Linked DNA regions of Mus musculus: all the other regions are linked to region 3. Evidence: chromatin contacts called from ENCODE Hi-C or POLR2A ChIA-PET data. All regions are on one chromosome and are shown on one strand. The core of a region is the stretch at or near the end of the contact, and the rest is flanking DNA. Distances in the headings are between cores, read along the strand shown. Region 1 holds the start of A430105J06Rik (a long non-coding RNA gene). Region 2 overlaps Tgfb2 (transforming growth factor, beta 2). Region 3 holds the start of Tgfb2 (transforming growth factor, beta 2).

What was found. Hi-C counts contacts between places; a loop is a spot of excess contacts on that map. ChIA-PET counts read pairs that join two places held with the same protein, here RNA polymerase II (POLR2A).
Region 1: a map of v-Abl transformed pro-B cells shows a loop between it and region 3 (2.6-fold over the local background). The contact joins the promoter of A430105J06Rik here to the promoter of Tgfb2 in region 3. A Hi-C loop is called at or near these places in 1 of 37 maps with a recorded cell type or tissue (v-Abl transformed pro-B cells). POLR2A ChIA-PET finds 5 or more read pairs at or near these places in 3 of 5 experiments (all embryonic stem cell).
Region 2: a loop to region 3 is called in a map of gastrocnemius, with 2.8 times the contacts of the local background. The contact joins the enhancer-like site here to the promoter of Tgfb2 in region 3. A Hi-C loop is called at or near these places in 4 of 37 maps with a recorded cell type or tissue (gastrocnemius and left cerebral cortex). POLR2A ChIA-PET finds 5 or more read pairs at or near these places in 1 of 5 experiments (embryonic stem cell).

Annotation. Positions count from the first base shown.
Region 1 is chr1:186,747,399-186,750,387 of GRCm38, reverse strand. It overlaps A430105J06Rik (a long non-coding RNA gene), which reads right to left and starts at 1,565. Exons shown (of 2, transcript XR_003948551.1): 1 at 564-1,565. Rrp15 (ribosomal RNA processing 15 homolog (S. cerevisiae)) reads left to right here and starts at 1,030. Exons shown (of 5, transcript NM_026041.2): 1 at 1,030-1,224. The coding sequence starts at 1,080.
Region 2 is chr1:186,657,382-186,660,450 of GRCm38, reverse strand. All of the region lies in intron 1 of Tgfb2 (transforming growth factor, beta 2), which reads left to right. Among named protein-coding and RNA genes, the nearest start is that of Gm26169, 18 kb to the left of the region's middle. Within about 2 kb of position 1,458, at least 1 of the 3 ENCODE cell types and tissues checked has a DNase peak (open chromatin) inside an H3K27ac peak, as active enhancers do; it is gastrocnemius, where a contact is called at or near this core.
Region 3 is chr1:186,704,691-186,707,767 of GRCm38, reverse strand. Tgfb2 (transforming growth factor, beta 2) reads left to right here and starts at 1,779. Exons shown (of 7, transcript NM_009367.4): 1 at 1,779-3,077. The coding sequence starts at 2,994.

The DNA.
Region 1 (2,989 bases), core at 316-2,815, 43 kb before region 3:
TTTCTTATATTTTTATTTTTTTCGAGACAGGATTTCTCTGTGTAGCCCTGGCTGTCCTGGAACTCACTCTGTAGACCAGGCTGGCCTTCAACTCAGAAATCTGCCTGCCTCTGCCTCCCCAGTGCTGGGATTAAAGGTGTGCACCACCACGCCCAGCTTTTCTTTTTCTTTTAAGACAAATCTGGAGTACTAAAAACCAATATATAAAGAATGAAAACCTACTGGTTCGCTATAGACGGCTGCTGGGACGTATTTCAGGAGACCAGATCCTTTAATAACACTGGTGGGCTTTGGGGTGGGGGCTGGAATATGGTGGGGAATCCAAGAGCAAGTCACAAAACCAAGGGGATTCCTTACATTTGTAGTCCTTCGAAGGAAGGGTGGAGTCTGAGTTTAGCAGATTAGTGAAGGAACTAGGTAGGATTTAAAGGTTTAATTTAGGAGGGTAATCCTATTGTCGCCCTCACCCCCAAACCCCACCTTGGGACTAACTGCAAGGCTGCTTTAGTTTAGGGCAGGTGCTAGGGAGGATTTAGGACATGGCTCATTCCACCGCCCCTTACCCGGGCAGCCTCTCAGATCTATCAAAATCCAGAAACGTCCATTCAAAAACACCGTGCTTGGTCCTTAGGGGAAAAACAACAACAACAACAACAACAACAACAACAGAACAATAGCCAACAACAACAACAACAACAACAACAACAGAACAAAAGCCAAACCAGCACAAGAACATGTTAAGAGTTGAGCTTGCTTTCTGATTCCGTAGCTGTTCCCTTGTTATCCATTCCTTCTCGGAGAGTCTCGATTCAGTGGGTTCGGAATGCGGTTTCTAACTCGGAACCCAGCTTCTGGGGGAGGGAAAGGAGAGCAGTCAGCAGCAGCCGCCCAGAAGGGGCCGGGGTGAGGCCAGGAACCGACTCTGCCGGAGAAAACCGGTAGGTCGTGTCCTCTCTCCGTCCCTACCCGAGGCTCCCACAGCGGAACTTCAGGCGGGACAACTGTTCCGGAACTAGAGGAGGAAGTTCCGTGTGTTGCAACACGACGGAATTATCAGGTGGCACTTCCGGCGAGCCAAGATGGCTGCGGCCGTTCAGGACTCACGTGTGAGCCCAGGGGAGATACTGAAGCGTTCTCCGAAGAAGAAGAAAAAGATGAAGATGGTAGCCAAGGCTGCAGCGTCGAAGCTAGAAGATGAGGTCAAAGACTCTTCTGATGGAGAAGGTAATGTGGCCTGGCGGAGCTTCGGCGGCTGAGCTTCCTTCCCATGGCTAGGGTTGCGTTTCCTTGCCGTTGAGTGTGTGGGGCGAGTGAGGTTGGGCGAGGAGCCCTGCTGTTCCGAGGCTCCTCGCTGTCACGGTTAATTTTGTGTTTCCACTCAGTCAGCTGTTACTGAGATGGGCGAAACTGCCGGTGCCAATCAGAAACTTAACAGTAAAGGAAGAGATAATGACAGGCAGTACACAAATTAAGAGCAGAGCAAAAGATGGGCAGGCGATAACCCCAGGCCTTTTGCAGGTCCTGTACCCGCTTAGAAGTGGAGTAAAAACACGGTTAGTTGTCGCAGATCAAAACATAGGCTAAGTGTTTGGGCACAGAAGAACCAAAGCTGGTATTGAGAACCTTGCAAAATGTTCGCATCTTTGGGAGGATTTGACTCTTTTTACTTACAGCCAGTCAGTTTGTTAGCAGATCATAGAAACGGCTGTAAGAGCAATGTTGCGAGCTTCTATTTGGAACCCCTAGCAAAGTGAAAGGAAGGGTCGCGATTGAAATAATGGGTGGGATAGGCTCAGGGAGCCAGCAGCAAGAGGCCACAAGAGAGAAGAAATACTGTTACTGTGCAGGGGGGATTGTGAGCCTTTGGGAGTTAGAAAAGAGAGAGTTAAAGAAATGGTAAAGGAGAGATACTGAAGTAACGTTTGATACAGTTTCAGAATGAAAGGTAGGTGAGTCTCCGGAGGTCTCCCCATTGTGTGGCTGGGGTTGGCTGCTACTTTTAAACATACTTCTTGGCAGGAGCTTCTTAGGAAGCTCAGGCATTTGGCTCCCACACTCCTTTACTGCTTCGGTGTGGCTAATGCTTTCAGTTAACCGCGAATGTGGCTTCAGTTACTACGGGAAGCCACTAGTTCATGAGTAACATTCAGAATTTTTAACTTGCTTTTAACTTGCATGATAGGTCTGGTCACTTGCTGCTCTGCTGTTTTCTGTTCATGTTGGCTGCTCATTCTGGAGGTCTCTGCCTTTTGCCTGCAGTATTCCTGAAACACCTGTATGTCACCTACATTTTCATTGACTTCAGTCTCTGGTCCAGTACTTGTCAAAGAGATTTTCCCTTATTTTTCTAATGCAGCCTTTTCTGTCACTCTCACTTGAGGCTTGATGCTTTGCTTTCTTTAGACGCTTTTATTATTATTATTACTTTATTTATTTTTAAGTTGTATGTATGTGCGCTGGGCGTGAGAGGAGATTGAATGGCTGCTGAGGAAGAAACTGTTCCTGTGGAAGAGCAATGCATGCACATGTTCTCCAGCCCCACTCTGCTCACTTTAAAAGCACCACGTTTTAAATCTTGTGAAGCGTTTGTGCTGTTTGAAAGTTCCCTAAGTGTGCAGACACTTGAACCTCAGTTCCTAGATCAACAACTGTCACTCAGGGGTCCATAAGTTAACGAATGAGTGCACTTGGACTTCAAGACCAAGAAGCAGCTGACTAAGCTTTTGAGGTCCTCAGCCCTCACCAGAGGGGTTAAAAAAACAACCTGTTGGGCAGGAATTAGAAGCTCTGGTCCTGGTGGTGTTTTTACTGCATTGGTTTATTTGCTGTGTACCCACATGTGGAGGTCTGAGGACTTATAGGAGTTTGGCAGCAGGTGCCATTACCTGCTCAGCCATTTTATCTCCTATGGTACAGTTTTGAATTGAATAATTGTAAGCATTACTGTCTAAGAAAAAAAAAACACTATTACATTTAAGTAAGACATCAA
Region 2 (3,069 bases), core at 209-2,708, 47 kb after region 3:
AGGTCCTCTGCAGAAACAGCCAGCCCTGGTCACCCTTGAGTGCTCCTAAAATCATAGTTTAAATGGAAGAAAGAAAGGAGTGAAAGAGAATGGAGTAGAAGAGACAGGAGAAAGGGAGAGGGAGGAAGTTGAAAGAGATGAAGGAAAGGAGGGAAGAAGAAAGGAAGGGAGATGTGGACAAAGGAGGAAATGAGGGAGGAAGAAAAAGAGAGATGTACATGTTATAAACAAAGATATTGTACCCTGTAGAACTGATGCCAAACATCAGATCTCAGTGCTGAACCGAGCATCGATAGTCTATGCATGGAGTCTTACCACTGGGAGGCTGAGGCAGAAGGATCATGTGTACAAAGCCAGCCTGTGCTACATTGCTAGATCCTATCGTAGAAACAAGCAAGCAACCGGGACAGGAGCCTGATATAGCTGTCTTCTGAGAGGCTCTGCCAGATCCTGACGAATTCAGAGGTGGATGCTCTCAGCCAACCATTGGAGTGAGTGTGGGGTCCCCAATGGAGGAGTTGGAGAAGGGACTGAAGGAGCTGAGGGGGTTTGCAGCCCCATGGGGGGAGCAAGAGTGTAAACCAGCAAGACCCCCTGGAGCTCCCCCAGGACTGGTCCACCAACCAAAGAATACACATGGAGGGACCGATGGCTCCGGCAGCATATGTGGCAGAGGATGGCCTTGTTGGACATCAGTGGGAGGAGTGGCCCTTGGGCCTGAGAGTCTTTGCCCCAGTGTAGGGGAATGCCAGGGCATTAAGACGGGAGTGGGTGGGTAAGTGGAGAGCACCCTCATAGAGGGTGGGGAAGGGGTAGGGGGTTTCAGAAGGGGAGACCTAGGAAGGGGAAAACATTTGAAATGTAAGTAAGGAAACTATCCAATTAAAAAAAGTACAAAAACAAAACAAAATAAAACAAAAAACCAAAAACAAAGAAACAAGCGAGCAAACGAAACCATAGCTTCTCTCCAGAGCTATGGTGGCTTGTCCATGGAAGACCATTGAGGTCATTGACTAGCTCTTTAAATGTGGGTCCAGCCATACTCTTTCCTTGATTCCCTTTCCTGTATTGCTTCTAAGCTAGCCAGTAGCCTTTGCAGACACAGTTGGCCTGCTTTCCGGTATCCAGAGCTTTTACTGTGAAGCCCCAAACCTCCCCAGCCAGCCTAGAGGTGGCTGAGAAACCTGGAACAGTAAGAGAAATGGGTGTCTCCAAAGAGGAGGGGTTTTATGGGGGCAATGGAAACTTTGGGATAGAAAGTAGAAACTCCATGTCTGTCACAGTTCAAGAAAACCAAACATCACGAGCCAGCGCCACTGTTATTTCACTTTTTTCATTTTTTTTTCCCGCCATGTAAGAAGGGGCCCAAACAGTCCTGCTGACAGTATAGCAGGGTCTCAAATAGCAGCTTAATGAAGGCCAAGTCACACAAGCTGATGCTGGCACAATTAGGCTCCCCACTGCCAGCGGCAGGCATGTCAAGTCTGACACCGTCCTCCTCTCGGAGACTCTGCTGTAAATTGCAGCTGCTGTGGTGCCTTGTTATATTTAATAGGTGGGATGGCCGGAGAGAAAAATCAGAAACCACGGCCGATGTGCTGTTTATTTCTCAGTCATTTTGTGTTAAATTGCTGCGACTTCAATGTCAGCGGTGTCAGGATGTGGTAGTGAAACTAAATCTATGGCCAGTGTGCCAAGACAAATTTCAGAAAACCCCAAAACACAATTGTCTTGGTTTCTTGCTGGCTGCACCTATGCACACACAAATAGGACTGATTTATTGCCCTCCAACTGATGGGTGCGTTGATTGTCTTGTTGCATTTGGGGTGGGGTGGGGGGTGTCTACTTTCCTGCACACTGAGGATGTCAGGAATGAGGGACCGTTACACTCACTAAGCATGTCACATGTCCATACTAATCACTGCTAAGCTTCAGGGTGGTGGAGTCTGTCTTGGAAAGGGAAACAAAGAGTCCCTTCTGCTGGAAGGTTCCAGCAGAGTTATATGTAGATGCTAATAGGGTTAAGGGAGTAGGTACGGAGGAAGTCGGAAAGATTGCAGACAATACTGGAGTTAGCAACATCCCTCTTACTGGAGATGGTCACAGGGTGCAGCCCCAGCTCCCCCACCCAACCAGGGAGCAGTCTATTAGGGAGTGAAGATGTAGCTCCTCCCATCAAACTTTCTCAAGGTGACCTTTATTAATGAAGGGGACCTAGCTTCCTTCTTTGTGTTCTTGTCGCAGTAGCCCATCAAATGCCATCGTTGACACTTCTGCCCGGGTGGCATTCACGCAGCCCACATTGTGAGTCTCTTTTCACAGGAGGCAGAGAGTGTAGAAGCAACGTACTTTTGACTGCAAGTACCTCCTCCCCTTGATGCCAGCTAAAAGTTATTTCCGTTTGCCTACACTGCGTTTCTTCATCTCGGAAGTAGTGTGGTTTCTCTGCAGCGCATGCAGTATGAGCAGAGCGGTCCTTTCTTTTATGGGAGGGCAGGGTGGGGTAGGCACACTTTATTCATCCCTAGCTAATTCACGAATTGAGGAACTGGAAATGGAAGGCTGGCCAAAGTCATTTGGTCCCACGATCAGAGTCTATGGTCGAAGTTCTCAAAAATGGCAGTGCAAAGAATTACCCGCCATCCAACCAGTCATCTAGGATGCTGATAAAGCCCTCAGGTTGAGTGCCCATTCTTAAACAGTGGGATTCAGAGGTCAAAAGCAATGGAGGCCATTAAAATGAGAATAGCATGAAGACCTACCACGTTTGCTTACACCAGATGTCTGCAAGGACGTGAATTCTTCTGCCTGTGCTGGAGTTTCTTATCTTGGAAGACAGGTGGATACTTGTACTCATGTGATATGTGCAATGTCTGATGTACTCATGTGATATGTGCAATGTCTGATCAAAAGCCTAGATGTTCCTTTGTGCTTTGGAGTTTATTTGTGGCTTTTTTTCCCCCTGTCCTTTATTTCAGTGATTCTCAAAATCTAAGGTACTCAAGAGTCTCCTAGGAAATGTAGCAAATGTAGACTATTCTCATTCTTTGAGTGCTAGCGGTAGTGAGA
Region 3 (3,077 bases), core at 530-3,029:
TCAGTGGCTGCCGAGAACACCCTACCTATGTGCTCAACAGATTTTCCCGAAAGCATCCCCACAAACTTGTGACGTTGGCCCTCGGTAGCTCTAGCTCCTGCTCTGTGTCTTCTCTGTACAGCTGGATCAGAATGGGACTCACTGGGAGACTCCAGCTGATGGGACCATCAGCCCACAGGCAGGAGTTCTTGATCAGTTCTGTTTCAGCTTAGAGAATCGTAAGGTGGTGGTGGTCGAACCCGTCTGCCTGGGGCTGACCTTGAAGGAAGAAGTCTGCCAATAATGGAGGTTTTTAGAATCATTTAGGTGCGTGTTGGAACAATTCATTCATGCCAGGGTGTTCCTCAGGGCCAGTGGAGTAGAAGAATTTTGTGTTCAAGGTGGGTGGGGAGATGATAATTCAAGAGAGAGTTTTCTGCAGGAATCTTAGAACATAGAACATGACTGTGGGGGGGTCTTGATTCTGTAAGAGGGCAGTAGATTATTCTGCAGCTCCCACACTTACGGAACCCCCGGATCCCTGCTTGTCACATGTTCTGGGACCTTATACTTCTTCCAAGTACATGGTGGGAAAGAACCCAGGAGGTGGGCGGGCTCTCTCTGCAAAACCCAGACCCACCCCTTCCTGTTTTCTGCAACAACAGACCTCACTTCCTATGGCCTCAGTCTCCCTGTCTGTGAAATACAAATAATAATGTTCATTGCTGTATATAATGTATGCCAGCTATATCATTACATATCATTACAGCTCCCTCTAGTAAGAATATAACCCCCCCCACACACACACACACATACACATGTATGCATCCCTAAAGGTTTGATCCTTTTGAACTAGGAAAATGATACTGAGGTCTTAACCTGGGGGAATTCTCAACAGTTTCCAGCTTTAACAACCTGTGTAGTCATCGTGGCCACAGAGTCATCACTAAGATTGAAATGTTGACTTTGACTAAAGGGGAAAGACCAGTGGGAAGAAAGATTCTGTTATCCAACCAGTTTGAGCAAGTTGAAGTAGAAAATGTCAAGTTATGATACTGTGTGACAGGAGACAGCAAACATTTAAAACCCAGGTGTCTTAGATAATGCTGCGACAGGCAGAAGATGGTGGGTCATCCTTGTCTAGGAAGGCTGAGGAGAAAGCCACATGAGCAGGGGCTCACATAAAGAAGGCAACAGTTCCTTTATTCAAAGCAGTGATACAGAGCATGCATTGGGTGAAAGGGACACTTCTGTATTCTGCTGGTTCACAGGCAAACAGGGCTGGATTGTAAACAGGCTAATGAAAAACAACCTGTGGAATCCCGGAGAACTCAAGAGTTAGGTCAGCAGTCTCAGATTGGAAGGCATGTCTTCAGGGCTGGGCTGGAGCTCCATGGAGCACAGTGTGTGTGTGTGTGTGTGTGTGTGTGTGTGTGTGTGTGTGTGTGTGTGTGTGTGTGTGTACACGCCTGTACATGCATGGGCACGCACTCAACACAGGAGGGACTCAGGGAAGCTGCGAATGAGTGATCCCCACCATGTAGAAACGGGATGCTTAGCTGCCTGCCCCTCCACACACAGACCCTTGGTGATCACAGACAGTGACTACTGCAAATTCCTCATGCCAGTCGCCCTCCCTTACTGGCCGTCCCCCTTTTCCACACCCCCTCCAATGGTCCAGAGCTCGTGGTCTTAGTAACAGAGGACTTCTGACTGTAATCCTAGCGCGTCACTTTGTTGAAGGCAAACACGTGGTTTGGGGAGCACATATAAAACTCTGCTCCGGGCAGAATCGTGATGTTATCTGCTGGCAGCAGGTTTGCTCGGAGCAGAGCTGCTGAAACTGCCGGCAGGAGAGCGAGTGGGAGAGAAAGAGAGAAGGCGCTGAGAGCTGAGCTCTGGGGCAGGCGTCAGGGATGGAGAGAAGTATTAGGGTTTAAAGAGCCATTCTGGAGCAACCCATCTGCGGAGAGAAGGATCGGCAGAGGTCTATTTTAGGGTCGCAAGTACCTACTTACCCTAAGCGAGAAAGTGCAACCTTGGTGGAAGCTAGGAGAAGCTAGGGAAGGGTGCGAGTCCCGGGGCAGCCCGCAGCCAACGCGCCCAGGAGGCGGTGTTGTTCCACAGGGGTTAAGGAGGTGGCCGATCGCTGTCGCCCTTGGCCGCCTGGAGCAAGAAAAGGAGGATCTGAAGGACCGAGCTGGAGGCTGGCCCTCTTTGCAGGCAGCAGCGGCGGCTGCAACGTGGAGCGACCCAGCCGGGTGTAGGCCACAGCGCGGCCGGCAGGAGCGGGATCCTCGCCGCCTGCTCCGGCCTCTGTGGATCTCCGGGGCGGACAGTATCCCACCGAGTCTCCGAGTGAGCCGCTCCGGGGCGCATCTGCCTCCCCGCGGCTCGCCAGGCTCGCCCTCGGCGCGCGCGCACGCACGCGCGCACACGCGCACACATCCACACGCACACTCATCCACACACGTGTGGAAGGCAGGGCCGAGCCGCTCGGTCTTTGAACTTCTCAGTTAGAGCCCGGCGCAGCCCCGGCCGCCGCTCAGCGCTCCCCGCGGCCCTGCGTGCCTCCTGCCAGCCCCCGGACCTTCTCGTCTCGTCCCTTTTGGCCGGAGGATCGGAGTTCAGATCAGCCACTCCGCACCGAGCCTGACACACTGAACTCCATTTCTTCCTCTTAAGTTTATTTCTACTTCAGAGCCACTCACCCTCTCCCTTCCAGGAGAAAAAAAAAACAAACCTTTCTTACTCCTTAAAGTGAGAGATTCCCCCCCCACCCCGCCCCAGCATCGCATATTAATATCTCCACGTTGGGAACGCGTTGCATTTTCTTTTTTAAAGGAATCCCAGCCAGGGACGTTTTTCTATTGGGCATTAACTTTCGACTGCTTTGCAAAAGTTTCGTATTAAAAACAACTCTACCTGACCGCTCTGAGAATTACTAGTTTCTTTTTTATATATATTTTTTCTTACTTTAAATAACAACATCAACGTTTCTTCCTTTTAAAAACATGCACTACTGTGTGCTGAGCACCTTTTTGCTCCTGCATCTGGTCCCGGTGGCGCTCAGTCTGTCTACCTGCAGCACCCTCGAC